Regions from separate parts of the Homo sapiens genome. Here region 2 is linked to region 1. A link is a loop called in an ENCODE intact Hi-C map of the cell type or tissue named here. Cell type or tissue: dorsolateral prefrontal cortex. All regions are shown on one strand. Links, peaks and the distances in the headings refer to the core of each region. The heading gives the core; the rest is flanking DNA. Region 1 has its middle 180 kb from the start of LINC01884. Region 2 overlaps LINC02923 (long intergenic non-protein coding RNA 2923).

Region 1 (15,538 bases), core at 6,339-11,338:
TGAAGGCTGTTTCTAGCATGTAAAGATCGAGGATGCAATTCTTGTTCTGTGAAAAGCTTTTTTCCTGGGGTTTTGAATTTTCCTCTTGATTATGTGTGGAATCAAGGGGTGTCTGTGTGATTGCACCCATGCCTGCCTCTGAGGAACAGAAATGGGGCAGACACAGACAGATGGTGACAGGCTCATTTTTAAGCCCAACCAGCAGGGAGAGAAGTCAAGAACGGAAGGCAGATCATACAGTTGGCACTAAATTTTCATTTCCAAATTCTACATCCTCAACTGGCTGAAACTAAGTTTACTTTACTGCTAAATGATAAATTCAGTAAAATAAATTGTAAAAATGAGTCCTTTTATTGAACTAACTAGCTAATTTTAAAATTTTTAAAAAATCATTCATACTCAGTGTTAACAAGGGTACAGGAAAATGAATGTTCTCTTGCACTGTACTTGATTTGCAAATTGGAACTGTCTCTCTAGAAAACAATTTTATATACAAATCAGTATTTATAATGGAGAAGAATGGCAATCTACTTTCTCAAAAGTAGAAGACTTCCATATCCATTACAGCACATCAATACAAATTAGGTTTTCAACTAATTTTAAAGACAGACGAAACTGATCATGATACCATGTTTTGCAAACCAAATGAGATACAAATCAAATATCCAGTATCATTCTCATAGATGGATATAGAGTGAGTTTTTTTTTCCGAAAATGCCTGACACACTCAAAGTGTTATCAATTATAATCTCTTAGAGTACTAAGCAAGGAGTTATTTTATTTTTACTACTGCAGCACATTTTTTAAAATTTTACTTTATAATATGTATTATTTTAGTGAAATGTGTTTAAAAACAATATATTTTCTCCTTTTTAAGTACAAATCCTTTTGCATCTGCCAATGCATTTTTCAAAGTACATCCCTATGTTATCATAGAAAAAGAATTCTCCTCAGATAGGAGAAACACGTCTATATTGGTTTTGTAGAGTCTGGGCTTATAATCCCTTTCTTCTACTGTGTGATATGACCAGAGGTGGATGTCAGAATCAGGATCACAGCCTATAAAAAGTACAAACACATATTGCTCCATCTCTCAATTACTTCAACTCTCCACAAGACAAGGTCCACAAGAGAATAATGGCCAGATATTCAAGGAGTGCCCTCCATGGATATACTCTCTAAAACACAGATGTCTGCAAATGGATGTCCAAAGAGAAAACAGAAAAGAATCATGATACTCAACTTGCATAAAGTGAATCTTTGATGACTCTGATCAGAGACTCTGACTACTATATTCTATTACCTTCTCAGGTCATTGAAAGCCTACTATAATTTTCTGAAGGCGTCTTACTCCCTTCCTTCTTGAATCAATACATTCCCCTCAAAGACTCAAATCAACTAAAGTTTTATAATACTTCTGCTTGTATTTTCACTCAATTTTGTCAGTTTCTGCATATACATTCATATGACTTTATACAATTAGTTTGCTTTTCTACAGACACTTTTCTATGTGCACATTCTCCCTCCCTTTTTTTCTTTTTCTGTTTCAATTCATTTAATCAGCAAAACAATCTTGTAAGGCAACTAATATTATTAGCTCTCGTGTGCCTAGGAGAAACATGGGGTAGAAGGAGACTAATTTTCCCAGGGATGAATAACTAATCTGTAGTGAAGTTAGAGCTCAAATTCAGGCACTTTAGTGCCTAAGATTTTTCCTTTACCCCATTACTGTATACTGGCTGTACCTGATATCTCTGTGCAGATGTTTTTTCCTTACTTGGTTCAAATGTATGACAATTTATCAGGCCTCAGAAAAAAGTCTGATCACAACCCAATATGAAATATGCCTTCCCAGGTTAGCAAAAATGATTTAAAATCTAGAGTAATGATCCTCAAAATACTTGCAGATCAACTTTTAGTTTCGCCTGTAATAATATGAAAACTAGACTAGACTTTTGTAATCCCCATCTCCCTGCAGATCTACTGAATCATAATCTCTGGAGATTGAGATATATATCTCCATCTCCATCTCCAGAGCTTCTATATATATATATATATATATAGTCCACAATAAAATATACTATATATAGCATATTTTATTATATATCTTTTGTATATAATATTTTTATTATATATATGTGTGTGTGTGTGTGTGTGTGTGTGTGTGTTCTACAATTGATTCTCATGCAGACTGAAGTTTGCCACCCATTAATCAAAGGAGTTGAGGGCATTTCCTTCTGGACCACTTGGATGGGCATAAACAAATAAAATAAGACTGTATAATCAAGGGACAAACAGATTCTTGGTTTAAGATTTCATCCAGCAAGTGTTTAATATCAGGCCATCTTCGCCTAAGGTTTTGAGCACTTTCCTAATATTGACATGCATTACTTTAGGACAATTTAAGTACACAGGTATGCACTTTTTTGGCTGGATGTATGAAGAGATGGATGCAATTTTTCATATTTATCTTTGGAGGAAAATATATATAGCATCAAATCTGGAAAACATTAACCATGTTTTTCATCATGCTTATTCTTTTTTGTCAGAAAAAGAACATACATATATATGATGTTACTGATACTTCCCTTTCCATTGTTTCCTGAATAAATCAATAGGCATTATTCTGCACACTTATGGTATTGTGGTATCAATTTTGTGGTGTGGTGTGGTGGATTTGGGGGCCTTTTGCATTGCCATGGTATTGACAGTGAAGTCTACTGAAGCAGTCATTTCTTCTAGTCGTTTTTAGGGTAGTTGAGAATATTCTGTGAAGCCTGATTAGAACAACTGCAAATGCAGTTTTGTCAACAAGTAAAATAAGACACCAAAAGACAGTCATAGACTGTGAAAAGAGTGCAGTCCTTATGTTTGACATGTTTGAGCTATTCGAATCTTGATCCATCACTTCAACTACTTTGACCCCTGTTTCTTCATAGTTAATAGAGTTGGTTTCTATCTAAGTTTTCTAATAGGGCCCTTCTATGTTTGAGGACTGTTGAGTTCATCTTGGCTACTGTCACTATAAATCTGAAGTTTATTTCATTGTAGAAACCTTATTGGTCAGTAGTTAGATCAAGAGACTGTAGATTTAGAAGTTTAGAAATATTATCAATATGAATACTTTGACTCGTTTAAGATGACGCCTGTGGGAATGTTTTCTAATCAGCTAAGTAAAAATTATTTGGCCTGTGTAAGGCTGCTTTCTTTAGTCAAGACAATGAGGAATGGTTTCATCACTTTCCCGAGAAAAGAAGGCTTTTGCATGAAAAAAAATTATGACATACTCACACAGAAATTGTTCATGGGGCACAATTTTCAAATAAAACGCTTATTATATTGATAGACATTGAAATCGCTGCTTGTTGAGCAGGGACATAAATATCCATTCTGCCCAAAACAAATTTAGCAAAATCAAAATATATAACACTAAGAACATTTCAGCTTTTCTCTAACACATGGAGCCAGCCTTACGTGCCAACCCGATTCTATCACCTCTCCTCATTAAGCTCGAAAGCATATTTTGTGTTGCTTTGAGCAGCTCCTAAAATTTCTTTGTCTCTTCGCACAGCACCATAAAAGTTCCCACCTGACAGATCATAAATCGTTCTCACAAAGCACTCTGTCCCCTGGTGTACACTGGCTACATCCTATTCTCCAGATACATTACTAACAGCATTTATGCACTTTTGCACAAAACTTAGTTTCAAGATCTGGAAAATGCTTGACCCTATCCTATCAATTCATAGCAGGGAATGGCCCACTTTTGACAGAGCATTTATTCACACTGAGAGTGAAAGGAGAGAAGGTTTTCTCTGTGATGAAACATATTCAGAACGATAAAAGTTGGGTTATCTGAAGTCAAGGATACCTAGGCACGCAAATATGACCTGGTTATTAGGACTTTCTCACACACTCTAGGACCCATATTGGTGGTATCTTTAACCCTGTCTCTAGATGACATTTAGGCTATGTAATTTGTATGTCACTCTAGTATTTGTACCTTCATTCCACAAGCACTTTTTTGAGAACCTACTAGATTCTGGACACTTTGCCAAGTGCTGTCTCGAATAGGGACATAGGCCCACCACAGCTGCACACAGATTTGTGAGTGGTGCCTGCAGCTAGGCAGGTATATTCAGTGAAGTGTAATAGAGGTGTTATGGAGCAAGGAGAAACTTACCTTGTGGGAGAGAAATAGGAGTCAGGAAGGCTTTTACAGAGAACGTGAAATGTAAGCAGAAATTTGAGATCTGAATGGAAGTTTCTTAGCTGGTTTTTGGAAAGCAGATAATATATAAAATGTGCACAACTGGAAAAGTGTATTAAGTGGCAAGCAGTATATACAGATAGTGTGTGTGTGTATATATATATATATATACACACACACACTATGGTGTAGTATATAAGATGGCAAGCAGTATACATATACTATAGTATATAAGGTGGCAAGCAGTACCTATATATAGATATATACACTTACATATATATGCACACATATATATACACACACACACATATATATATATATATATAGTATATAAGAATGTCAAGCAGTTCTAAATGAGTGTAATCCATGTTCTACATGGTAAAGAGGAGGTGAGGCAAGAGAGGTTCATATAGTCATAGCCCAGAAGGCTGTGGATGTTAGTACAGGAGCCTCCCCTTTATCAGCAGTTTTGCTTTCTGTGATTTCAGTTTCCTGTGTTCAACTGTGGCCAAAAATATTAAATAGACAATTCCAGAAATAAACAATTGATACATTTTAAATCACATGCTTTTCTGAATAAAGTGATGAAATCTCGGGCTGTTCTGCTCCGTCTCGTGTGGGACGTGAATCATCTTTTTGTCCAGCATCTTTATGCTGTATGCGCTACCTGTCACGTAGTAGATTTCTTCGTTATGAGACTTAGTCATGGTATCACAGTGCTTGAGTCCAAGTAACTTTTTTTTTTTTTTTTTTTTTTTGAGATGGAATTTCACTCTTGTTTCCCAGGCTGGAGTGCAATGGTGTGATGTTGGCTCACTGCAACCTCTGCCTCCCAGATTCAAGCAATTCTCCTGCCTCAGGCTCTAGAGTAACTGGGATTACAGGCTCCTGCCACCACGCCCAGCTGATTTTTGTATTTTTAGTAGAGATGGGGTTTCACCACGTTGGCCAGGCTGGTCTTGAACTCCTCACCTCAGGTTATCCACCTGCCTTGGTCTTGCAAAGTGCTGGGATTACAGGCATGAGCCACCGTGCCCAGCCAAGTAACATTTTTATACTTAATAATGGTCCCAAAGCACGAGGGTAGCGATGCTGGCATATTGTTATAATTGTTCTATATTATTATGTTATTGTTGTTAACCTCTTACTGTGCCTGATTTATAAGTTAAATTCTATCACAGGCATGCATGTATAGAAAAAAACAATACACATATAGGGTTTGGTATTATATGAGGTTTCAGGCATCCACTGGGGTCTTGAAACACATATCCTGAGGATAAGGGTAGACTACTATATAAATAGCTTTAGCTTTATTTCTGTGTTAATGGAAAACAAGTGAGGATATGGCATAGGGAAGTTAAATGGCCAGATGTTGACACTCTTACTTTATTGACATTTAATTATTGATTTTTATCAATAATATAAATAACTACAAAAATAATAACCAGTTTGATAGATTGCAAAAATGGCCACAAATTCTCTCCGTCCCTGTACATTTGATCCTTTGCAAAGTGCCTCTTAAGCTTCTCCCATCCAAGGTGTAATGAGTTTTTCTGTTCATATAGTCTGCTTTGTGATATCCTTTGTCAATGGGAAAATAGCAAACATGCTATCAAAGATTTGATGTCTTTCATAAAGAGGCTTGCACTCACTTGCTGTTCTTGAAAACCTCAAACTGTGTATAAAGCAGTCTGGGCCAGCCTCCTGAATGATGGCAGACATATTTCCCAGTCATCTTGTGGCTCTGCCTAGCTGCCTGGTAATAGGCTGACATGTGAGTGAGGCCATCCTAGATCACCTAGCCACCACCCCAGCCATGATGTGACCTGACAGCTGATTATAGAAATATCGGAGAGAGACCAGGAAAGATCAACTCAGCTATCTCAGACCAGAAAAACTATCCAATCAACACAAATAATTGTAAGTTAAATAAATGGTTGTTTTAATCCACTGAGCTTTAGGATAGCTTAAAAAAAATTGACACAACAAATAGCACTATTAAATACTGATAGAATTACAGTGACAATTTGAAAACTTTTATGTGCATTACCTCATGGAATTTCATATAAAACCTTATGAGTTGTGATTTATATCCTGGTTTTATGGGTAAGGGAAACTGATCTGTAGCCATTATTTTTGAATACTGAGTAAAATGAGCTACAGAGAAAGTCAAAGAAGAAATCCAAACTCAACTAAACTAACAAACCGAAGACTGGAAAGAGAGTAATTCCATGATTGGTGATGGTGATGTGCGATCCTACAGAAAATCCATTTGCCTCCAGAGATTTTTTACAAAACTATCTTGGCAGCCTCTGTGAGACATATCAACTTTAAAAATTATTGTGTACCTGGCTTGTAAACTTAATTTCTGACTAGGTTCAGTCAGGAATACAAATGAATGGAACAGAAGCATGTTGGATATAAGAAAATGGGGTACAGCACAATGCTCCTTTTAAAGTAGAAAAACTGCCTGAGTGCGGTGGCTCACACCTGTAATCCCAGCACTTTGGGAGGCCAAGGTGGGCGGATCACCTGAGGTCAGGAGTTCGAGACCAGCCTGACCAACATGGAGAAACCCTGTCTCTACTAAAAATATAAAATTAGCCGGGGGTGCTGGTGCATGCCTGTAATCCCAGCTACTCAGGAGGCTGAGGCAGGAGAATCACTTGAACCTGGGAGGCAGAGGTTGCGGTGAGCCGAGATCATGCCACTGCACTCCAGCCTGGGCAGCAAGAGTGAAACTCCATCTCAAAATAAATAAAAAACATAAAAAAATAAAGTAGGCAACTTACATCTAATTGTTGTCATGCAAAATGTGGGTCCAATATTTTCATAACTTCTAAGTCTTTAGAAAAGCAGGAAATCTGGGCTTCATGTGAAATATTCTAGCACAGTTGACCCTTGAACAACATGGGTTTGAACTGGGTGGGTCCAGGTTCACTTACAAGCAGACTTTCTGCATCTCAACCATCCCTGAGACTGCAAGACCAACCCCTCCTCTTCCTCCTCCTCCTCAGCCTTCTCCACGTGAAGATGATGACAATGAATAATTTTATGATGATTCACTTCCACTTAATGAATAGTAAGCATCTTTTGTTTTTCTTATAATTTTCTTAATAACATGTTCTTTTATCTAGCTTACTTCATTGCAAGAATATATTATATTATACATATAATAAAAAAATGTGTAAATCAGGTATGCTATTGGTAAAGCTTCCGGTCAATAGTAGGCTATTAGTAGTTAAGTTGTGGGGGAGTCAAACTTATATACAGATTTTTGACTGCATGGGATGTTGGCACCCCTAACCACCATGTTGTTCACAGGTCAACTGGTTTTAAATAATTGTAACAAATTCATAGCAACGTAAAAGCCAGGTGTGATAAACTGAATGTTTGCATTTCCCCAAAATTCATATGTTGAAGCCCCGAGCCCGAATGTGATGATAGGACGCAACTGGACCTTTGGGAGGAAATTAGGTTGAGATGACGTTATGAGGGTGAAGTCCTCATGGTGGGATTAGTGTCTTTATAAAAAGAGGAAGAGACACCAAAGCTTTCTCTCTCCCCCAGGTGAGGACACAGCAAGAAAGCAGCCTCTGCAAGCCAGGAAGAGGGTCATCACCAGAACCGTACTGTGCTGGCACCCTGCTCTCAGATACCCCGACCTCCAGAACTGAGAGAAGTAAGCATTTGTTGTATAAGACCTGTCGATAGCATTATGTTCCTGTAGCATAAGCTGACTAAAACAGAAGGTGCATCACACACGAAACATCTTTGCTAGCATGTGGCTGGTGGGCGTCCAGTTTGCGATCTTGAATCAATAGCTTTGAAGAAGGTAGTGAGGATAGGTTGGCCTGTTGATTTTGTAGCTACTGAAGTCGCCAGCCTCCTTCTAAGTTCAGTGTAGGACTGCTGGTTCCACAGGGACAGTTTACCTGGAGGACCCGAGTCCATTGATCCAGATTTTTACTTAAGAAAAAAAACCACCATTTGGGAACCATCTTGGCACTAGAAATGGTGAAAACCTAGCACCTCTGGCTACTAAGTTGTACCTTCAAAGACTTAGCATTGTAAACCTTTCCTAGCTACGAGCCAGGAAACATTTGGGAATCCTGATCCCTCAAAAGTTCTGCCTTATAGCAACTAGTTTCCTCCCACTGCCTAACATGCTAGAACTTCTTGGCAGCTTCATCATCTCCCTCATTTACTGTGAAAGCATGTTCAGTTACTCTTGGTTGTCGTTCATTTGGTTCTATCCACACTTTCCAAAAAAACTGCCTTGTTATTTTCTTGGAGCTCTGCCTGTCTCCCTCTAGATGGTTCCTGATGCTCTGATTTGTTTGCATCAGTGAGAAAGCCACGGAGCTTCACTCCTCATTCCCTATCCCTGCAGGGTGCAGAAGGACAGAGGCTTGTAAATTAAGCCTACATTTAGTGAGATCTCCTGCAGGTCACATTATGGCCAGCAGAGGGCAGCATTGAGAAAGGCCAAACTGCCACAGCTGGGACCACTCAACTCCAATGAAGACCCCTGACTTTATAAATTTTATTGTACCTTTTACCAACAAATCTTACTTTCTCTTTGATACCAGCCTGCCTGCCCTATGCAGGTGACAGTGGCAAATGGGCCAGAATTTCAATGTCTTCTTTGTATTGATTTCCATTTATTTTGATCTTTACAGTCTTTTCTCTTTGCCAGAGAAAGTTTTTGACCAAGGGAAATGCGATTTAAACTCAGCTTCTAAGTTGTAGCACTTTAAAACACACAAGTAAGTAATAAGACAAGTGACAGATAAGGGTCAAAGAGGACTGATCAAGGGTAAGTTGTAGGAAACCACATCAAGGCAGAATTTGGGAGAAAAGGAAGCCCTCGTGTGCAGGTCCGTTTTTCCTCTCTGTCTCAGGCTCTGAGAATAATTGTACCTTTGGACAAGAGAATCTGGCTTTGCATAATTTCAGCTAAGGAGCTCAAAAACTACAAGATTAAGCCAGGTTACATTTTTGAATTCACTCTGATCTGTGCAACAGGACTAGAAACATAAATTGTGCTTATAACACCTGTTCCAACACCTGCACCTTGCTTCAGTCACTGCCAATAGTTCAGCTCCTTTAGACATAAGGTCATGCCTTTCTTATTCCAGCTTTTGCCACTGTACAAAGATGTTTGAAATCAAACCGATTTTTTTGAATCTAGTATCTGTTGTGAATTTTTCCTAACGTTGTTTTCCTGCTTAATTCTTTACATATATTATTTTCTAAAATTTCTCATTCCTGTGTCTAGCTTTTTTCCTATTTTACCACTCTGCCAGTTGACTTTTTATGGCCTATCAGGGAGTTGGCTGTTCACCTACTTATCACCTGGATGTGCCCCACCTTAGACCCCAAGGCCTTTTTCCATCTCTTTCCAGGTTTAGTATTCTTGCTCTGCTGCCATTTTAACGTGATATAAGTGTGGATTTTTTTCAGTTATTCTTTCGGGGTAGAATGCAGTAGATCACATCAAGTCAACAAAGTTTGTTTGCAACCGCTAATAAAAATAGATGACTTATATATACCCTATTTTAAAAGACATGAGAGAGCTGCAAAATTAATGAGGACCAAATGAATTAAAATTCAGGGAGGAGTTAACTTGGATTTTTGATGTGTTGAAATTCACAGGAGATTTTTCTCCCTTGAAGGTATTTTTCCATTCTGGATGAGGGCCAATAATCAGACTTGGCAAAAGCTGAGGGTGTCTACTAAAGGAAAGAGAAAATAGTGTTTTTGTTTTCTTTTTTTTTTAATAGACAGGTTGATAAAACAGATTAGAATATAGTAGAGCCCCCAAACACACAGTTGGTTCCTCCCCCGGGCATTTGCTGAATTTGTGGTGGCATGGGAGTATGGGTATCTAGATCAAAAGCTGCTAAAAACAGCAAGAAATCTCTTATGGTCTCCCAGTGTTTTAAAAACAAAATCCAACCAGAAGGAGTCAACCTATGACTAGTCTCTCCTGAAGAATTTGAGTAGGAAACTAAAGAACTAAAACTAAAACTCTAGAGGGTAGTAGTGAACCTCTCTGTTTTCCAGAGCTAGGTCAAAAGCCCAAGGATGCCATATTCTACAAACAGATATAACTCAAAGGTGAACAGAGCCTTACGGAGACCACATCTCAAAAGAGAACATGCAAACCCTTGGTTGTAGTGATCAGTTGCTCATTATCTGCCGACAGATTAAACATTCCCTGGGAGAATATATCATCATTTACACTTTCTGTGGTTCTTTTTACCTTAAAAAATCACAAACATGAACATGTTTAAGAGGCAGGACAATGTATCTGAAAATCAAGAGAAAAGGTGCAATGGAAACAGACTTGCAGATAATCTAAATAGTGGTTTCAGGTGACAAAGACTTTTAACTGCCTATTTTAAACACATGAATCTTCTTAGGGTTTATTGAGCTGCTTTGGTATCTGTCAATATTTCTGGAATTGTTTTCAACTGTTGTCATTTCAAATGCTACCTTTTGCCCATTGTTGGCTCTAGAACTCTGTTTAGATATATGGCAGTCTACCCTCTTTATGTTGAAGTCTTGAAGTCCAGTCTTATCGCCCAGGAATAATGCACCTCTCAGAAGAAATACTCTAGATTGTTTTGATGAACTGCATAATGACCACCTAGCACACACCCACATAGCTGTGAAAACATGTGAGTAATGGGCCTTCTCCTCTCTTTGAAGATGACCATGAATGGAAGATGAGAGAGAAACCACTGCATTGAGTATTATAGTTTCATTTTCTTCACTCTTTTATTTTCTAAATGCACTAGTTGCTGATCTGCCTAGTTCTGCAACACACTAAAGGGTAAACCTGGTGATAGATGTGGGAAGGTGAGGGGGTGGGGGAGGAGGGGTGTTCAGTGGATTTTCCCAAGGAAAGTCTATGCATCAACAGTAGCCTACCCAACTTAGAAAAAAACAAAACAATAACAACAACAAAAAAAAAACAAGAAAAATGAACCCCCAGCATTTTTTTGCCTAAGCAATACAAAGGAGGCCACTGGCTCACTATTTCAGGACAGGAGAGGTGCAGCATGAGGTCACATCAGCTTAATTGGAGAGTACAGCTTACCCCTGGAAAGGGGTACACAGGTGACCTACACAGCAATTTCTTCAATATCACTGGTGTTAAAAATGCCAACTTCACTTTGACTTTCATGACACATGCTGTTCCTTTTCCTGCAAGGGCAAAAATTTGGAGCAAAGTGTTATAAACAAGACCCTTTTTCCAGGATGCTCCTGCAAAAGTGAACTCATGGTTGCTTTAGAGTTGAAAATCGCTCTTCAAAGAGGTAGTCTATGGAAATCTTAGAACTGTCATGAACGAAATGGTCTTTTCATTGGAATATACTAGAGAGATTATTCAACTCACAATGATGGGATTTTTCTTTATGCCACGTCTCGTGATGGCAGCCACATTATCTAGCCTGTATTCTGCTCTGTGAGGATCTTGGGTTTTATGCAGACATTTATGAGGTGAGACAGCAGAGGGCTGTACCTGAGGACACACAGCTCAGGACAAAGCTCTAATTTGCCTGTTTACATTAATCAGCAGGCAGGAGAAGTGGTTTATCAAAGAGGCAGCCCTGCATTTCCTTCCCTTTCCATACCTTTCACACTTCCCATAGAAAATGCTCCTCCCCTGGTTGCAGCTTTCTGTAGCCAGAGGGCCCTGTGTATCCTTTCTCACCTTACTTTGTACATCCAGCTGAGCAAAGTTTATTATTCTGTTTTATGTACCATAATCTGTCATGGCTGAGTTTGTTATAACAAGATCTGAACAGATGGGGAATGGTTTGCTCAAGAATTACTTGCATATGAGTGACATATAGAAAAAAATTGGAAGCTGGAATGCAATCCCTGCAATACAATCCCAAACTCGTTATCCTCCCCACAGGATGCCCGTGTATCTTGCCCCCACATGAAGGTGTTAATGACTATTCCAAAGACCTATCAAGGAGTGTAGTCCTCTGGTAGAGAGCATACATACAAATAAAGGAGTCATACAGCACCAGAGAAAGGCAGCAACAATTTTTTGTCATAACTTGTCTTTCTAGTACATAGTTTTTTCCTGTCAAGTGACACATACTTGAAATACACAAACACAATCAGTTAACAAGGGAATAAAGATACTGCAAATAAAGCAATTTCCTTAGAACTGGAAAATCTCCAGAATTGGATAGATTCTTATCAGCATTTGATAAACTTTTTTTTTAAACACCTACTGAGTCCAATTTCGTAGTCCTCCGAAGTTCTTGCTAAGCATAACAGAGAAGATAATCAGAAATCCTTGTGCACAATATGCTGCCTAAAAGAGTATTAAAAAAAAAAAAAACAGTTCAGGCAATGAGGGCGCCATTAATCCTCTAATCCAACTGCCTGTATTTCTGTTGATTTCAGAAAAAAAAATGCCATATTAAGTTGTTAGTGCCCTCTACTCCAAAGAGATCATACAAATACATTTTAAAAATCCTTGTCTGCACAAGTTCTCTGTGGTTTAGTATGTTTTACAGTGACTGCTCAGTTAGATCCAGCCTGAAGCCATTTCTACATTTAAAAAACTATAGCATTAACTATATGATCTTTCAACAGCATTTATGGTCAAACTACATATTCTCTGCAGGACCTAAAATAACATGAATGGAGAAAATGAAGAAAATAAAGAGAAAATGAAATTTTACTTTTTATGAGATTCTTTCATGGGCTCCTCCTTTTGAAATGTACTATGTCTTTTAATCTACTTACCCACATCTTAGGCACTTTTCATCTCTGTCAAACCTGCTCTGAGATCTTTTTTACATATCAAAACTAGGGCATCATTTTTTGCCAGTATCTCAAAAGTTAACACTTGATTAAACTAAACCTCTATTGTCCTTTTCTGTTTTAGGTGAAATAGTTTCTTCTGTACAAGTAACATTGATTTCTTGAAGGTTAAAAACCATTGACTTTCATCTTCTATAGTTAACACTAAATATCATGAAATAAATAAATGCTAACTTCCTTAGTTAATACTTAATAGTAGAAGATCAATGTTTAAATTTCCTTTCTTATGGCCAATTTATACCACACCTCCTGAGAAACAGCACAAGGAATAGGAAGCTGTTTACTGAATGATTAGAACTCAAGATTTTTCATGAGTTGTGGTAACAGCAGATTTGAAGGTGTACTTTCTAGATATCGCACTACTCCACAGGTAGCTTAATGTCTTCTGAAAAGTTGAGCTTCAAACTTAGCATCCTGAAATTTTAATTGGTGCTCTACACTCTGAGTTCAGCATGGTTAGAAATCTAGAGTTTTAACACTGGAAACTTTCCCCACTGTGACTCACAAACGTTGCCAATCACATTCCAAAGCTACTCTAAAAAATGAGTCACCCAGGTAATGACACTTAACATTTCAACAGCTCCTTATCCCTGTTAGTTAATTATCCTGCAACACAGAAAATGACAATGGTTCTTATTTAAGAGGAAAATGAATGGTTTTGCTAAAGTTGAGAAAGTTGGTGAAATTGGACCCTAGAACACTGGGCATTTTGCCTCATATATCCCTGAGGGGATACATTTGCTCACTTCTTCGTTCTCTCCTCCCTAGCCATGCTAGCAACAAGAACTTTTCCCCTCAGCTATGCTGGCCTCTATTTACCAAGAATTCGGCAAGTATTCTTTCTTCAAACTTTCATCAAACTTTTCTTGCATTGCTTCCATGAACAAAGTAAATGACAGTGAGCAATTGAGGAGCATCAGACCAATGATTCTCATCTTTGCCTAAAATTAGGAAAACAATAATGGCTTGAACAGAAGAAGCAGCTGAAGGAAAACCGCATAGGGCCTTGCTGGTTTCCCACCAAATCTTTCACCTACCTAAGCACTGTCACTTACTCATCAACCCACCATCATCACCATCCCCATGGCTACACACAGGCACATATACACACCATGAATTACATATCTAGGGCTTTCAAAATGTGCTTTAAATATACATACTTAGTATCATATTCTTGTATGTTTTATAACTCACTTTTTTCTTAACAGTATGCATTTTAATTTCTCCAGAAGAGAAAGAGAGAAAAAGGGAGAAAGAAAGAGAGAAAAGAGGAAAGAAAGAAAGAAGAAAAGGGAAGGGAAAGGAAGGGAAAAGAAGCAGGAAAAAAATAAAGAAGAAAGGAAAGAAGGAATAAAATTTATTTATTTCAAATGCTCTAAAGTACTGTGAGACTGTTACATTTTATTAATTAAACTTAGTGTCCTGATAATTCATCATTAGGCTCGTTCCAGGTTATTTTCACAATTGCATACAATGTGTCCATGCTGGATGTGATGCGTGACCTTTTTATTCCTGCATCATTTATTAGTTTATCTTTACCTCACTGATTTGCTATTTTGTAAATAAGAAAATTTTATGCCGTTATCTTTTTAAATATTTCTTCTTCCCAGTTCTCATTTACCTCATGTTTTTGAACTATAAGGAGTGTTTTGGATCTTCCTAGATATCTTCTGTCTCTCCTAACTTCTTTTTTATTTCTTCTGTCTCTTTATATTTTAGGCTACATTCTTGACGATGATTCAGATCTATGATCTAGTTCACTAACTTTTTCTTTAGCTGTGCTATATTTCCATTTAACTCATATTGAGCTGTTATTTCTTTTCTTCTTTTTTAAATTTAACTTTCTTTTTTAAAATTTCAACATTCATTGTAGGCTTGGGGGGTACATGTGTAGGTTTGTAACATGGGTATCCTGCACCCAGGTAGTGAGCATAGTACCTAATAGATAGTTTTTCGACCCTTTCCCCTCTAGTAGTCCCAGGTCTATTGTTCCCATCTTTCTGTCCACATGGACATAATATATGCCCAGCTCTCACTTCTAAGCGAGAACATGCAGTATTTGATTTTCTGTTCCTGTGTTAATTCACTTAGGATAATGACCTCCAGCTGCATCCATGTTGCTGCAAATGACATGATTTTGTTTATTATGGCTGCATACTATTTTATGGCATATATGTACCACATATTCTTTACCTAGTCCATTATTGAAAGGCTTCTAGATTGATTCCATATCTTTCTTGTTGTAAATAGCTCTGCGATGAATATATGTGCACATGTGTCTCTATGGTAAAATGATTTATATTTCTTTGGGAGTATACCCAATTATGGAATTGCTGAGTTGAATGGTAATTCTGCTTTGAGTTCTTTGAGAAATTACCAAACTGCTTTCTCCAATGGCTGAACTAGTTCACATTCCCACCAGCAGTGTATAAGCATTCCCTTTTCTCTGCAACCACGCCTGCATCGGTT
Region 2 (15,538 bases), core at 5,170-10,169, 1.0 Mb after region 1:
AAAATGATCAGAACATTCAGTACTTAACACACAAAAAAGTAGCAACCATTCTGCTTGGCACCATTTAATCAAGTGTGAGTGTCAAATTCTTTATAGCTTCAAATTAACAACAAGGAACTGTAATTTTTGTGTTTGTTTGTTTAAAAGACCAGCCGAGATTTTTCTTTTTGCCTGTTTAAGCTTCATTTAATTCAAGCTCCAATCTGCCCCTCTTTGATTGCATTTCCAAATCCTAAATAAAAGTGATAACTCTTTCTGCCAATTGTAACAAACTGCTGGTGCCAGTTATTGCTTTTTGAAAAAAAAAAAAGCAAAACCAAAACCAAAAAAAAAAAAATCTTTTAATACTTAGCGGACAGCTTTATCCAAAAGCGGGGGGAAAACCCTGGCCTTTCAAAACCATCCAATATATTTGTAACAACCTCTTTACTGAGTTCATGTATCTTCTTTATTGTTCTTCATAAACAGGCTATTGGATCTCTCTAGCTTGCAATGTGAAAAATGAAAGAATTTCCTCCCATCCATGCCTCTCTTATCTCATAATTGTTTTGTTCTGAGAGGTAGGGAAGACCCATATAAATGTCTCTGCTATTTTATTTTGTCCTCTCCAAGCCCGTGCATGCTTTTCTCCGGGGCTTTTGACTCCTTCTCTTCTGTTTCTGCCTGAACCTGGATCTACTTACTGTTCTCTGCATCAAACCCTGCTAAATTGTTTGAGATTTCATTTCTGAGGGTGATGGAAGAGAGATAAGAGTCAAACGCATTTTAAAAGCCACTTTTTGGCATGTCTGTGCTGGGTAGTCAGAGGCAGAGGTGCTTAAGTAGCTGCTCACCTGACATCACAGAACACCTTGGCTGGGGTCTGCAAGGACATCCTCGTGCAGCGTGAGCATCCGCCGCCTCTCTGCCCCCTTCCTTCAAGGGGCCCTGCCCACTGGGCTTTCTTCGCCTCTGCTGCAGCTTCCAAGTTTCCTCTATCTCTCCAGTCTCTTCCATCCTCTCAGTCTTCCTCGTAAAGCTGATGTCTTCCAGAACAGGAATCACCCTTGTCGGGGACAGACAGTTCCAAGAGTCTGTTGAGGTGGGTCATTAGAGAGGAGGTGGGTTTTGTAAATGTGGTTAATTGTCCTGCAAAGGAAGAAGCTGCACACTCCAGGGAGAGGCCATGGAAAGGGTCCAGAGGAAAACAAAATAACTATTTACTAAACCCTGATTCTTCATTGCAACAGAGCAAGCACCTCAGACCAGAGGCCCTCTGCAAGCAGCCCTGAGTATTGAAGTTGTTCCATGTAAAGAATTCCATGAACGCTCATCAGTCAGGTTTTGCTGTGATAATGCTGGGTAACAAATAATCCCCAAATCTCAGTGGCTTCCAACAACAGATTATTTCTTTTCACTCACGGGTCTGCAGGTTGACTGGGGTTAGCTGAACTTGGCTGGGCTTGGACACAGTTTGTTCCGTGGGTCTCTTTATTTTGGAACTGCAACTACCTTATCTTATGGTGGGGGCAGGAGCACCAGAGGACAAACATGGACACGTGACCCCTCAGCACCCTCTCACCTTCATGCAGTGGTTGCACAGCCATGCCCAAAGTGAGCGGGGCAAATATATGCCATCAGCAAAGGAAGGAGTAACATCAAGTGAACATTTGCTCAATGATAATCTAATCTACCACCAAATGCTATACATGCACACTCACACACACTCTCTCTCACACACACATGGATCTTTACGGGCCCAGACAGAACTGCTTCAGAGAGACAATAAGTCTTATAAAAGAGGAATTGTCCACTCTTTTATCTCTCCCAGGTAAGACGACTTTTCAGAGCCCTACAAGGATATTTCGAAATTAGTTTCAGATGCAGAGACACTTCAGGCTGAGAGTAACTTTAAATGTCATCTAGTCTCACATCCTCCCCAAGAGAAGTTTCTAGTACCAGCTCCAGTGATGGCAAGATCACTTCCTTCAAGGCACCCACCATCTGCACACAAAATGAGTCTTCTCCTCCTACAACACGCAAGGCCTTGGATATCTGTGGACACCTCTTAGGGATCCCCAAGCCTGCCCTTCTCCAACAGAAAGACCTTGAGCTGCCTTTCCTCAAAGCCCATGGTTTCTAGCCACACTGTCCTCCAGGCACGTGCCATTTTTTTAATGTACTACTTATTCTGTGAACCTAGAACTGTGCCCAGAGATCCAGAACACCAACTGGAGTGATGGGTTATATGTCTTACCCAGGTTGAGCTTAAAGTCACCTAGAGCCAAGACGTTCTTACACCTGTTGCTCAACTATTCATCAATTCACCATTCATGGAGCACTTCTTATATGCCTTGCATCCCACTGGGTGCTGGGGACACAGTGCTGAATGACATTGACATGGTCCTGGTTCTCATGGAGAATACTTGGAGAGACAGATAATAAATAAGTAAAGAAACCAAATAGATGAAAACTGAAACACCTGCTATGAAGAAAAAGATCAGAAGATATGGGAGGAAGCGAAGCTACTTCAAATAATGTGGCCAGGGAAGGACTCCCCAAAGAGGTGACATCTGAGCTGAGACTGGAAGCATGGGAAGGAGGCTGACCAGGGAGCATGGGAGAGGGGCACTCAGGACCCTCACTGGGCAGGGGTCAGGCTCAGGGCTAGAAAGAGCCTGAGATGTTCAGGAAGCTGAAGGCAAATCAGGTTGGCAGGCGTGTGGTCAGCAGGAAAGGGGAGCACAAGGAGAGGACGTCGATCGGCAGCTCTGGTCAGCTGTGAAAGACGCACAGAGCATATTCTCAGTGCCAGAAGCCATGGGTGCACTTGAAGCAGGTGAGGGCCCGATGTCACTTGGATCCTGAGCAGCGTCTTCAGCATTCCCTGTGCGTGTATCTTTGCAGGTCTTTATGGAGGGGCAGCCTCACTGAAGAACTTCACGTTTGTCCCAACTGAGTTTCTCTTTGTCCATGTAGGACCCTGGTCCAGCCTGTCAGTGACAAGCCAGCCTTCTCTCCAGGCTCCCTGCCCCCAACACGGGAACAGCATTTGCTCCACGGCTTTCTCCAAGCCAAGAGGAAGCATGACGATAAGAGGGTGAACAACAGCCCTCGACGTAGAGAAAGTATAAAAGTCTGACAGCAGAACTTTAAAAGCAGAGACTTCAGTGGCCATGGTTTTCAGAATCAAACAGTTCATCTCACCCGGCAGCCCGCCAATGGCCGGGAACAGGCAATGCATCACAGGTGTGCAGGCCACACCCTCAGGGAAGGAGAAGACAGAGGGTCCATGCCAGGAGGCCTGCAGCCAAACGCCCCTGGGGTCTTGTCGTGCCCAGCCTAGGAGGACGAGGTCTGTGTGTCCTACGTCTCCAGGCCTCTTCAGCATGTCGTTTGGGACCACCTGCTCAGCAGACTGTGACTGTGCCAGGATTGCATCACCTCCGCCTTCTCTCTTGCCATTAACACGGGCTGCTGTGTAAGTATGGGCGATAAGGAGAGGGTGCGTGGAGACCAGAGGGCCAGTGAGGAAGCAGGCGGTCCTCAGAGAGCAGCTTGGTGGCCAAGGAGACTTGGGATTCAGAGCCCTGGAGATAAAGGTGGAGACGTCTGCACAGATGAGGCATGGGAGGAAGGGCTGCGGGCAGCTTGAGGCTGAGAGCACACAGTGAGGAAGGCTCTCTCGGGTACAAAGGGAGACACCGGGAGGCCCTCGAGAAGCTCAGCTGACCAAAGACACCCTTCCCAGCAGGAACTTTTCTTTCAGTGAGTGACCTCCCTTGAAGAAAAAGAACCCTAAGTGAAAGGGAGTCAAGACTAAGAATGGCGCCGAGGGCGGCACAGCTGCTGCAGAGGGCAGTGTGGGGGCGGCACACCTGCTGCAGAGGGCAGTGTGGGGGCGGCACACCTGCTGCAGAGGGCAGTGTGGGGGGGGCACACCTGCTGCAGAGGGCAGTGTGGGGGCGGCACACCTGCTGCAGAGGGCAGTGTGGGGGGGGCACACCTGCTGCAGAGGGCAGTGTGGGGGCGGCACACCTGCTGCAGAGGGCAGTGTGGGGGCGGCACACCTGCTGCAGAGGGCAGTGTGGGGGCGGCACACCTGTTGCAGAGGGCAGTGTGGGGGGAGCCCTGTGTCCTGGGGGACGGCTGGTGTCACTCTGGCACCTCAGAGGGACTCATCCTTTGGCCTCACGTCATGCTGTTCCCCTTCCTTCAACCTCGTGACCTGATCTGAATGACACACAGACTTCAGGGGTCAAACCCAAACTTCTGAGGAGGAAGAACCTCAAACTTATCATCTCCTTTACATTTTTCAGGGGAGGAAACAAGTTTTAAATCAGTATGTATACAGCAGACCCCCCTTATCCGCGGGGCATACGTTCCAAGCGCCCCAGTAGATGCCTGAAACTGCAAATAGTAATAAACCGTATGCACACACAGCTTTTTCTTATACATACATGCCTATGATAAAGTTTAGTTTATAAATTAGGCACAGTGAGAGATTAACAATAATAATGAAATAGGATATTTACAATAATATAGTATAATAAAAATTATGGGAATGCACCCTCTCTCTCAAAATATCTTATTGTACAGAACTCAACTATTTTCAGACCATGGTTGACAGTCAGTAACTGAAACTTCAGAAATCAAAACCACAGATTCAGGAGAGCCTGTTGCAGCGTAATCCTATCGTTAAAAGTACATGATATAGGCCGCCTGTAATCCCAGCACTTTGGGAAGCCAAGGTGGGCAAATGGCTTGAACCCAGGAGTTTCAGACCAGCCTGGGCAACATGGCAAAGCCTCATCTCTAATAAAAATATTTTAAAAATAATCCAGGAGTGGTGGTGTGCACCTGTAGCTACTTAAGAGTCTGAGGTAGGATGACTGTTTGAGCCCAGGGGGTGGAAGTTACAGTGAGCCATGATTGCACCACTGCACTCCAGCTTGGGTGAGAAAGCAAGACCCGATTTCAAAAAAAAAAAGTATCTTATATATTAATATAACAAGTATTTATGTGTGCATATATACAGAAGGGGGAAATGTCTGGCAGATATTTACCAACGGTTTATCCTCTTCTGAGTTCATTCATTCCTTTCAATACTTATAAAGACCTTCCATATTAGAAACTGTACTGAAACTCAGTGTCAAAATGTTATTAATTTGATATAACTAATTTAATTTTTTCTTCATTCCCTTTTTTATGTATATTCATATTTTCTCAGTTTTAAAGAATAATGATAACGCACCAAAGAAAAAGCTTCGAAACCAGGCCCCTTGGCCCCCAGGCAGACTCTCTGCCCACCTCCCCCGCTTCCTTCTCCCCAGCTCCTCCCCTCCAGGCTAGGCACCCTGTTTGAGAATCTTCAGACTTCTGCAGGAGCATTTGCACCTGAAGTACCTGTCCCATTTTTTCCCCTCTGATCCCCATGTCCCCTTGGAGCTCAGATGAAGCCCCACCTGGCCTCTCCAGGTCCCGGGACTCCCCAGCATTGGGGTCTGGACAGCTGTGCAGGGCCCCGTCATCTTGCAGAGGTGATATCGCTCTCAGTTCATGCAGCACCGAAGAGGCAGTAAAGGAGATAAACAGAATTTCTGCTCAATGAGTTGATGATAATAATAAATAAGGCCTTTTCTCCAAAGACTTGAAATCTGCTGGCTCATTTCAATGCACAAAATTATTCGTTTAAAAAATTCTCCCCACAGACTTGAAATAGGTGGGGGATTAGTAATCATTAACCCCATTTTGCAGATGGAGAAACCAGGACCCAGCGGGAGCTGGAGCCCACAATGACTGGCAAAGCAGGTGTCCTGACTCCCTGGCCAGTGCCCTATTTGGAGAGGGTACAGTCACAGCCCCAAGCTGCCACTGTAGGCACAGGACCAGAAAGCCATTCCTAGATCCTCAGGAGTCGATACTGAATCCACCACCCAGCTCGCGAACTGCTTCCTTCCTCTGACTCAGAGTTCCCTAAGGCCCAGACTAGCATCTTCTCTTCCCTTTCTCTATCCTTCCAAGACTGAGCAAAGCAAACACAAGGCCCAGAATCCCCTTCTGCCTCCCGCCTCCCCACTGAATGTGCTCAGAACAGGGTTCCCTGAAGGCCCCCGGCACTTGGGGATGGATGATGCTTGGATCAGCTGAACCCCGGCAGGACAACGTCTCTGGTCCAGGCACTTTTATTTTCCAGAAGAATCCTGCCCACCCAGGGAGACTGAGAGGCAGCCATGTGGCTCAGAGCAGGGAGAGGACATCCTTCTCCTGCTCTGCCTTTGACTGTCAGAGCTTCCAGCCTCCGGGTAACCATGGTAATCGGCAGCATTAACCGCAGCAGTGACAGGAGCCTCAGCAGGCCCACTCTGACCTGCTCCACTGCAGATGGTGCACCGCCGGCTTCCCGCAGCTTCGGTGGGGAGCTGTGACCGGCTGCCAAGCCCCTGCTGCACTCACCTGCACACCTGCTGCCTGGGCCCAGAGGTTGCAAAGGGTGGTCTGTTGCCCAGACCCAAGAGTCAATGCTAGAGAGATAAAGGGGCCTTGAACCTCCTGCAACCCTTCACAGGGCCTGGTCAAAAGAGGTCCAGGATGCAGTCCAAAAGCATAGTTGCCACGTCAGCGGAAGCTGTGGGCCTGGGCTTTTTCTCTGGACCCGCCACTTTTCCAGTCTTAGTCCCGACACCAAAGGTGGCAGCCATCCTCCAGTCACCTCAGGAGGCCAGCCCGACCTGAGCCAGTGAGGGCCTCTCATGTCAGAAATTGGGGCCATCCACAGTCATCTTCTGCTCTCTTTACAGGGCCATGCTGAGGAAGCCACAGCAGAGCCATTCTTGACCAGTTGGATGCTGCCACCCACCCACCCCACGGGGCCCATCAGCTCCACTGGCCCATGTGTTTCCAGGTCTCTGACAACAGCTGCATGTCCTGCCAGCCTGATCGTTCTTATTCCTGAGTTCCCTTCCCTCCTTTTAAGCACTGAACGAATCCCAGAGCTGAGCCCCTGCCCAGAACCCAGGGGTCTGTCCTTTGCAGCTCTGAGGGCCAGAGGGGACTGCACACAGGGAAACAAATCCAAGACCTTCTACATTTCTCAGGTCCTTGAGTGCTTCTCTCTGCTCCCAGCCTCCCTGCCCTCCAGAGGCCAGCCCCGGGTTAAACAGGGGTTGCACAGGCCAGAGACCGCATCCCGGATTCCAGACCCACGCGGCTGGAACAGGCTCCGCAAATTCTGCCAAACTATGCGAAGCATTCTTAGGTCCAGCTTCTTCTGAGAAATCTCAAAATGGAGAGGACAAAGGCAAAGACAGTGAGTTTCCCAGGAAGCCCCAAAGCCCTGGCTTCCGCCCAAACTCGTTTGCGGCCCTGGGAGTCCGTGGTGGGGACGGAGAACGACGTGGCACTCCCTCTAGCGGCAAACGTCTCGCACAGAGCCCGGCATCTCTGCGGCCGGAGGCTCGCCTGCCGCATGCTCTCCTGCCAGGGCCACGCAGCCTGCCCTCCTCTCCCGGGGAGGGGAGATCTGCTCAGCAACTCCCCTGTGGCCATGGAAGAGGGGCTGTCGGGTGTCGGGGGAGGAGACCCCCCTCCGGCCTCAAAGCAATTCCCAGCCAGGCCTTCACAGCTGCATCCTGGCGCCTGGGAGGGAGGTCACCACGCTGCCTTCTGCCTTGATTAGGCCGGTAACAGTCAGGAAAGCCCTGGGGCTCACCCGAACCGAGCTGTCTACAGACAAATCACAGGCTCGGAGCTGCTTCACCAAGCCGAGCACAGTCTCCTGTTTCCAGCACTGACTTCCCAGGAAGCCTGGCCGGTTGCCCTGCGCGGTCCCCTCTGGACCTTCTTCAGCCTCTGACACCCCTGCTAGGATTCCATGGTTGGCTCCTGTGCCCTCCACCCCATTCTTTGGGGACACATGTTCTTACGCATCTCTGTACCCCAGCAACCCGCACAGTAATTGTCTATTGAATTCATATAAGAATGAAGAAATAAAACAGTATTTGCTGTTACAAAAGATGTTTCTCCACACAGAGAGTTCTTCACCAGAATCCCCGGGAGGCTCTGCCTGCACCCAGGGAGCTCCATGAGGTCTTCACCGTGCTCCTCCCTTTGTTCCACCCTGTCCTGCCCCAACTAAACTTAGTTGCTTGAGGATAAAGGCTAAGTCTAATCCGTCTCTGGTCCAGAGTCCTGAAGAATGCTGAGAAACATTTAAGGGAGGGAGGAAGAGAGGGAAGGGGAAAGAGAGGGAGGATGGACCCTAATCAAAGTGGGCATTTGACACAAAGCCAATCTCCTTGGTCTGTTTAGCCAGTCTATCTGTCTTCAGAGAGCAAGGGTGCTCTTAACTCCATTAATTAATTAATTTTAATTGTAACAGTTTCACTGAAATATAATTCACATATCATTAGAATTTACCCATTTAAAATACAAGTCGACTGGGCATGGTGGCTCACGCTTGTAATCCCAGCACTTTGGGAGGCCGAGGCGGGCAGATCACCCGAGGTCGGGAGTTCGAGAGCAGCCTGACCAGCATGGAGAAACCCCGTCTCTACTAAAAATACAAAATTAGCCTGGCGTGGTGGCACATGCCTGTAATCTCAGCTACTTGGGAGGCTGAGGCAGGAGAATCGCTTGAACCATGGAGTCGGAGGTTTTGGTGAACCGAGATTGCACCATTGCGCTCCAGACTGGGCAACAAAAGCAAAACTCTGTCTCAGAAAATAAAATAGAATAAAATACAAGTCGGTGGTTTTGAGTGTATTCAAAAAGTTGCACATCCATCAACACCATTTCAGAACATTTTCATTACCTCCAAACATCCACTAGCAGTCGCTTCCCATTCCCTCCAAACCCCTCAGCCCTAGGCAACCACTTATCTACTCTCTGTCTCTGGATTGGCCTATTCTGGACATTTCATAAAGTGGAATCTTACAATCTATGTTGTTTTGTGACTGGCTTCTTTCACTTAGCAGAATGTTTTCAAGGTTCTTCCATGGTGTCCATGTATCAGTACTCTATTTATTTTTATTGCCAAATATTATGTGATAAATACATGGGTTTTTTTGTTTTTTGTTTTGTTTTGAGATGGAGTCTCACTCTGTCTCCAGGGTAGAGTGCAGTGGTGCAATCTCGGCTCACTGCAACCTGTACATGTTATTTTTCCCCTCATTAGTTGATAGACATTTGGGTTGTTTCCACTTTTTGGAATTATGAATAATTTTATTTTTATGATATTAAAAAAATTGTTTGAAGCTTTCCCTGCTTCCAAAGAGGATCTGGGGTAGTCTATCATAAAAATGGTAAAGACATAATAAAATCTTACACTATTCATATGGACATTAATATTTAATATTGAGCTTCCTTGGCTCACTGCAACCTCTGCCTCCCGGGTTCAAGCGATTCTCCTGCCTTAGCCTCCCAACCAAGTAGCTGGGACTATAGGCACACGCCACCACACTCAGCTAATTTTTGTATTTTTAGTAGAGATGGAGTTTCACCATGTTGGCCAGGATAGTCTCGATCGCTTGGGGTATCATGGTGGATAAGACAAATACAGACTTGCCCTTTGGAACACAGGATCCAAGGAGGGAGCATGGCCCTAACCAAGCGGACAACTTGGTATTTCCAAAATGTGAAGTGCTGCAAGGAAAAGGAAGAGGGAGCTGCGATGAGGAACCTCAAAGAAGGCAGAGAACATGCTCACATGAGTGGTCAGGGAAGCCCCAGGAAGGAGGTAGCTTGGAAGTTGAGACCCTAAGAAGGAGCCAGCCATGTAGTCAGAGGGAGGATGATATTTATGGCACAGGGAATCACATGAGCAAGAGCTCCAGGGTGAAAGGGAGCCTAGTGTGGTCCAGGAACAGGGAAAAGCATCGAGGCTCGACTGTGGGGAAAGGGCAGGAGGCACAAGACAGGGTCGCAGAGATCCACGGATGCCTCATGGATCAAGACAGGGAGCTGGAATTTTACTCAAGTACAATAGGAATTCAATGAGAAGTTTTGGAAAGGAGAGTAATGAGAATCGATTTAAGTTTTGAAATGACTGTTGTGTGGAGACTGAATTGAAAAGCAAAAGAAGACACAGGAAACCCTGCTGGGAGGATTTCGTGTGTCCAGAAGGGATGCCTCTATGGGATGGCGGTCAAGTTGGAGAGAAGTGAGGAGACTCAACATATATGGTGGAAGTAAAAAGAACCAGACTACCTGGGAAATTGCTTATGGGGCAGGAAAAAAACCTAAAGAAGAGGGAGGCATCACAGACAGCTTCCAGATTTTAGTTTATGGAACTAGATAAAAGACTGCACCAACTACTGAGGTGGAAAGAATGGAATGGGTTTGGAGAAAGATCCAGAGTTCTATTAGAGACACACCTGGCTTAAGTCGTGTGTGCAACACCCGCATGCAGCTGCCGAGCAGGCCACTGGATATAAGAGGCTAAAGCGCTGAGAGGAGGCCTTCCTGGAGATGCAAATTAGGGACTGTCAGAATCAGAGTGACATTTGCAGGCTTGGTTATGGAGGAGATCACCTGGGAAGATCTTTGAAGCTTATGAAGCGATCTTCCCAGGTACCAAATCAATAAGCCAGTTCTGCCCGTTTGGAGGGAGAAAAAAAATCCCAGATGAGTCTAGCCTTTTGGTGTGTGTAAATTAATGAGTTTGATGGAGCCACGTTTTCTCCAGTCAGTTATGGCTTTGTTTCCATGCATGCCCACACAGATACACAAAACAGCACTCATGACCCCCAAGGAGCCAGGCCCTCACCAAGTGGACAACTCAGTCCTTCCAAAATGTGAAGTGCTACAAGGAAAAGGAAGAAGGAGATGCAATGAGGAACCTCAAAGTGGGCAGAGAACATGCTCACATGAGTGGTCAGGGAAGCCCCAGCAAGGAGGTGACTTGGAAGTTGAGACTCTTAAGAAGGAGCCAGCCATGTGGTCAGAGGGAGGATGATATTTATGGCGCAAGGAATGGCATGAGCAAGAGCTCCAGGGTGAAAAAGAGCCGGGTGTGGTCCAGGAACTGGGAAAGAAGGAGACTTGGGCAGGCAGCTACACTCGGGTCAGCAAGGGAGTTAGCCCCCAACATGGGAAGAAATGTTCCGATCCAGCAGTTAGATTGTCTGTCAACAGGCTACCACTGCAGCAGAAATGTTGTTGTGGCACAACCACTACCAACCACCAATGCAGACTGCAGTGATGCTCTCAAGACTATTTAAGAAGGCGAGAGATTAAGCTACCTGGATTCACACTCAGCTGCAGAGGCAAAGGAAGAAGCTCCATCCATATGTCGCACCCCAGTCTGGGTGAGAAAGCAAGACCCTATCTCAAAAAAAGTATCTTATATATTAATATAACAAGTATTTATAGGTGCATATATACGGAAGGGGGAAATGTCTGGCAGATAATTACCGATGGCTTATCCTCTTCTGAGTTCATTCACTCCCTTCAATACTTACAAAGACCTTCCATATTAGACACTGTTACTGAAACTCAGTGTCAAATGTTATTAATTTATATAACTAATTAAATTTTTCTTCATTCCTCTTTTTATGTATATCCGTATTTTCTCAGTTTTAAAGAATAATGATAATGTACCAAAGAAAAAGCTTCAGGCTGGATGTGGTGGCTCACACCTGTAATCCTAGCATTTTGGGAGGCCGAGGCAGGTGGATCATAAGGTCAGGAGTTTGAGATCAGCCTGGTCAATATGGTGAAACCCCGTCTCTACTAAAAATACAAAAGTTAGCGGGGCGTGGTGGCAGGCACCTGTAATCCCAGCTACTTGGGAGGCTGAGGCAGGAGAATTGCTTGAACCTGGGAGGCAGAGGTTGCAGTGAGCCGCAATCACGCCACTGCACTCCAGCCTAGGCAGCAGAGCGAGACTCCATCTCAAAAAAAAAAAAAAAGAAAAGAAAAAGAAAAAAGAAAAAGTCTCGAAAGCAGACCCCTCAGCCCTCATCATCCTCATCGTCATCCTCATCACCATCACTCTGCTAATAAAAAGCTTGTTTTGTCCACCAAAACCTACAGAAAACTTCCCAAGTTTTATTTTTCTGGAAAATCAACATTTACTAAAGAATTTGCTCAGGACCCCCTGAAGAAAGATAGTATATTGCTGTATTTCTGAGACATGATTCTATTTTTTGATGATTTTACCAGAAAACCTGGGTAAAAAATAAAAGACTTCTCAAGAATCCCATTCCACAGGTAAAGACAATGCTAACTTCTGCTGTTTGTGAACGGGGTGACTTGGCCTTCTCTCTCTGCCACAGAGACCCTGTGATGGGGGGAGTGTGGGCTGCCAGCACAAGCTGAGCTAGGGGAGGAGAAATTAGCAGGGATTTGGCTTTGTCCAGTCGTTTCTCAATGATGAGGGTGATTCAGATATACAAGAACTAGTGTCAGTTGGGTTTTAGTTTATGGAGGGAAAGAAAGATGCCATCCATTACCCAGTTGTCTGTTATTGATCATGATGATGGCCCAACGCCCAAGGTGGACGGCAGGAGCACAGGGAAGAGAGGGACACCCTGGCCTCATCTCAGGAAAGCCAAAGCACAACGGAGGCCAAGACGGGGCCCAGCAGAGCCAGCAGCAGAACTAGCCTGCGAGCACTTAAGGCCAAGTGCTTCCGAATCCAGCATGGCAGGCAGGAGTCCTGCGGGGAGGCAGCACTGCAGGATTCCAGAGGCAAGCCCCAGAGGGGTGAAGACCTGGGGTTGAGAGGGCCCTGGATGATTCTGAGAGAGGATGGAGGGTGCATCGCCAGCAGGAAGGGGCTGAGCAAAGCTCCAAAGCTGGAAGGTAGCGGTGCATTTTGGGGCAGCAAGGAGAGCAAGGTGGGGAGGGCCCAGAAGGGAAGGGTGGGACACAGCAGGTGGAACAATGAGGGGAGCGCCCGGAGGAGGGACAGAGAGGAGCAAAGGCTCCTGTCCTCAGGCAGAAACCCATCTGACCTGAAGCCATGTGGCTGTATCTTTTCCACCCTAGGACCCCACCAGGAGCCCCTCAACAGGCCCAGATGAACTCTGTTCTGACTCCACATTCAATCTTCAAACACAGGAATGTGGCCATAGACAAACTGGTTTAAGTTTTAATGTAACCCGCCAAACCAATTCCCAGGGAGAACTGATTCTTATAAAGTCTTGGCATTTACCACCCACTATTCATCTTTATTTTAAAAGATCCTAAGAAGTCCACAAATTACAGGGTGCAGAATACCTCAGGCTCTATCTGTTTACTCATGGGTTGGCCCTAAATTAACAGAAACTTGTTGTTTTACTTAAAAACATTCTGAAGAGTGTTCTTTCAGGATTTCCTGGCTTAACTGCATGTAAAGAGAGATTCAGAAATGAAAATAGTAAATATGAAAACTTATCCATTACTTACCAACCCAGTCTTTGGCAAATTTCTATTGTAAGTGGGCTGGGCCCCTAAGAAAAGCTGAGGCTGGAAAAGTGGCCTGAGGCCTTGAGGTCACTCCTGTGGCTTGACTGCAGTTTATGCTGTGGCCAAGTGGAGAAGGGAGATGGCCCAGCCAGGCACAGCTGGGGCTTCAGAGAAGTCATCCAAAGTCCAGGGGGCTTGTCAATCAATGCTGATTGACACTGATGTTATAAAGTGCCATGATATTCTAGAAGTGACATGGAAAAAAATGGAATTACTTTGGAAATGTAATTTCACTCAACCAGTTTTTTTCCCTTTTCCCTGAATCTCTTCTTCCAGACTAGAATAAAAAAGTGTGCTGCCCAGAGAAGGTGGAGGAGGACAGTGATGAAGGTCACAGAGTTTAGAAGCAGAATATGACATAAAGATGCTCCCAGCTAACCAAAAACAAAATAGAAGATCCTTCCACTGCTAGTGGAAGAGCCAGGAGAGAGAAAATGAAAGGGAAAGAGGTCAGATAGGAATTTCTGGCTCTCTCCAGTGGTTGCAACCTCTGGGGGTAGAAAAGAAATTGATAGTGTCAGACAGGTTTGCAGGGAAAGGCCAGCACATAGCTGCTTACGCCTGGCTTCCCTGCATATCCCAGGAAAATCAGAGGGGCCTCAAAAAAACCTTCTGTTGGGCAAGGTGTCTACCACGATACAGGGTGGCAAATTAGAAATGACCGAGGGAGTGGTCTGGGTGGCCACAGACAACATCCCCCCTACTGTCCTCCTATCCTAGGAGTGCGACATAGGAATCTAGAAGCTCCCTCATGCCAAGCTCCCAAGATCATTCACCAAGCTGGGCCTGCACTAAGAAAACAGACTACAGGATCCACCCAGCAGTGGGCACTTCAGTGGTGGAGCTAGCGAGGACAGAGCTGCCCTGGGACAAGCAGGGGTGAGCAGGTCAGCCAGAGGACAGCTCCCAGGCAGGCAAGCCCATCAAAGCCAGGAGACAGAAAGACGCCTTGAACCCAGACATCCTCTTGGGAAAGTGGGGCAGGAGGAGAACAGCCTGCTTGAGAGAGGAATCACAGACCTGAAAAAGAATATGAATTTTCATTGGTTTATGATTTACTGGGTCATGAGGGCTCTTTTAAACTAGAAGAAAGAATGCTACCTTCCCTTGTCAAGGCAAAAGACAGTTTTTGGTGGTAGTGCTGGTAGTGGTATTTGTGTTTTTGTTATCATTGCTATTTTTCCTGCCATCAGCAAGAAAGTAAGATCAAACCAGTTCGGGAAGATTAAAACAGCAACGTTTTTCTGCATATGCCAATATTTAACTGCTAAATTTGAGCCCCCCTACAACCTATAATTGTCTTTTTTTTTTTTTTTTGAGATGAGGTCTCACTCTGTCACCTAGGCTGGAGTACAGTAGTGTGATCTCGGCTCACTGCAACCTCTGCCTCCCAGGTTCAAGCAATTCTCCTCCCTCAGACTCCCAAGAAGCTGGGATTACAGGAACGCGCCACCTAATTTTTGTATTTTTAATAGAGATTGGGTTTCAGCATGTTGGCCAGGCTGGTCTCAAACTCCTGACCTGATCTCAAGTGATCCACCCACCTCAGCCTCCCAAAGTGCTGGGATTACAGGTATGAGCCACCATGCCCAGCCCCTACAACTATCTAAAGGGTCTCTAAGGAATAGGCACACACAGCAGATGGACTCTCAAGACAGTGGCAACTCACAAAGTCCAGCTGGTAGCAGCCACTTCATCCCAGTGTGAGTCCAGCTTTGTTGAAGGAAGACTCTAGCAGCAGCCACAGCTGAAGGACAGGGCCCAGCACTTAGCAGAGTGGCCTGCAAGGGCTGGAAAGGATGTCCAGCACCAACTAAGTGTTCAATCCAAGGAGAAATGAGGTTCTGGGCAGGAAAACCAGTGCAGACTACCCAGCTTCTGGTCTGGAGTGGCTTGCTGAAGGTTTCATGGAAGACATTAACTCAGGGGATTGTCCTCTGCTGGACATTCTCAGCAAGAATAACTTCAGCCCGCCTGCTGCCCTATAACCCACCCGCCTGACCAGGCTTGACTTCTTGGGGAACCACGGCTGCTCATTCTCCAAAGATGCCAGCCTCATTGCTCTCCCACTTCACACAATGAGAAGAGATAATGGACTCAAAAGCACGTC

Evidence for each region. Peaks named below come from ENCODE experiments on the same cell type or tissue, not always from the same donor. Only the 100,000 strongest peaks of a DNase experiment are listed, where the experiment ranks them.
Region 2: it touches region 1 in a loop (8-fold over the local background); 19 of 110 quality-filtered maps call a loop at or near these places.

The regions. Positions count from the first base shown.
Region 1 is chr2:22,347,337-22,362,874 of GRCh38, forward strand. No RefSeq gene overlaps it. Among named protein-coding and RNA genes, the nearest start is that of LINC01884, 180 kb to the right of the region's middle. RefSeq lists an enhancer at 11,812-12,391. In dorsolateral prefrontal cortex, for the core only: CTCF peaks have their summits at 8,674 (motif pointing right) and 8,881; a DNase peak (open chromatin) is centred at 8,665.
Region 2 is chr2:23,344,314-23,359,851 of GRCh38, forward strand. It overlaps LINC02923 (long intergenic non-protein coding RNA 2923), which reads right to left. Exons shown (of 6, transcript NR_187213.1): 6 at 13,131-13,612. Among named protein-coding and RNA genes, the nearest start is that of KLHL29, 33 kb to the right of the region's middle. RefSeq lists enhancers at 2,014-2,073, 3,121-3,814. In dorsolateral prefrontal cortex, for the core only: CTCF peaks have their summits at 7,402 (motif pointing left) and 7,610; DNase peaks (open chromatin) are centred at 5,888, 6,208, 7,368 and 7,698; H3K4me3 peaks cover 816 bases; H3K27ac peaks cover 760 bases.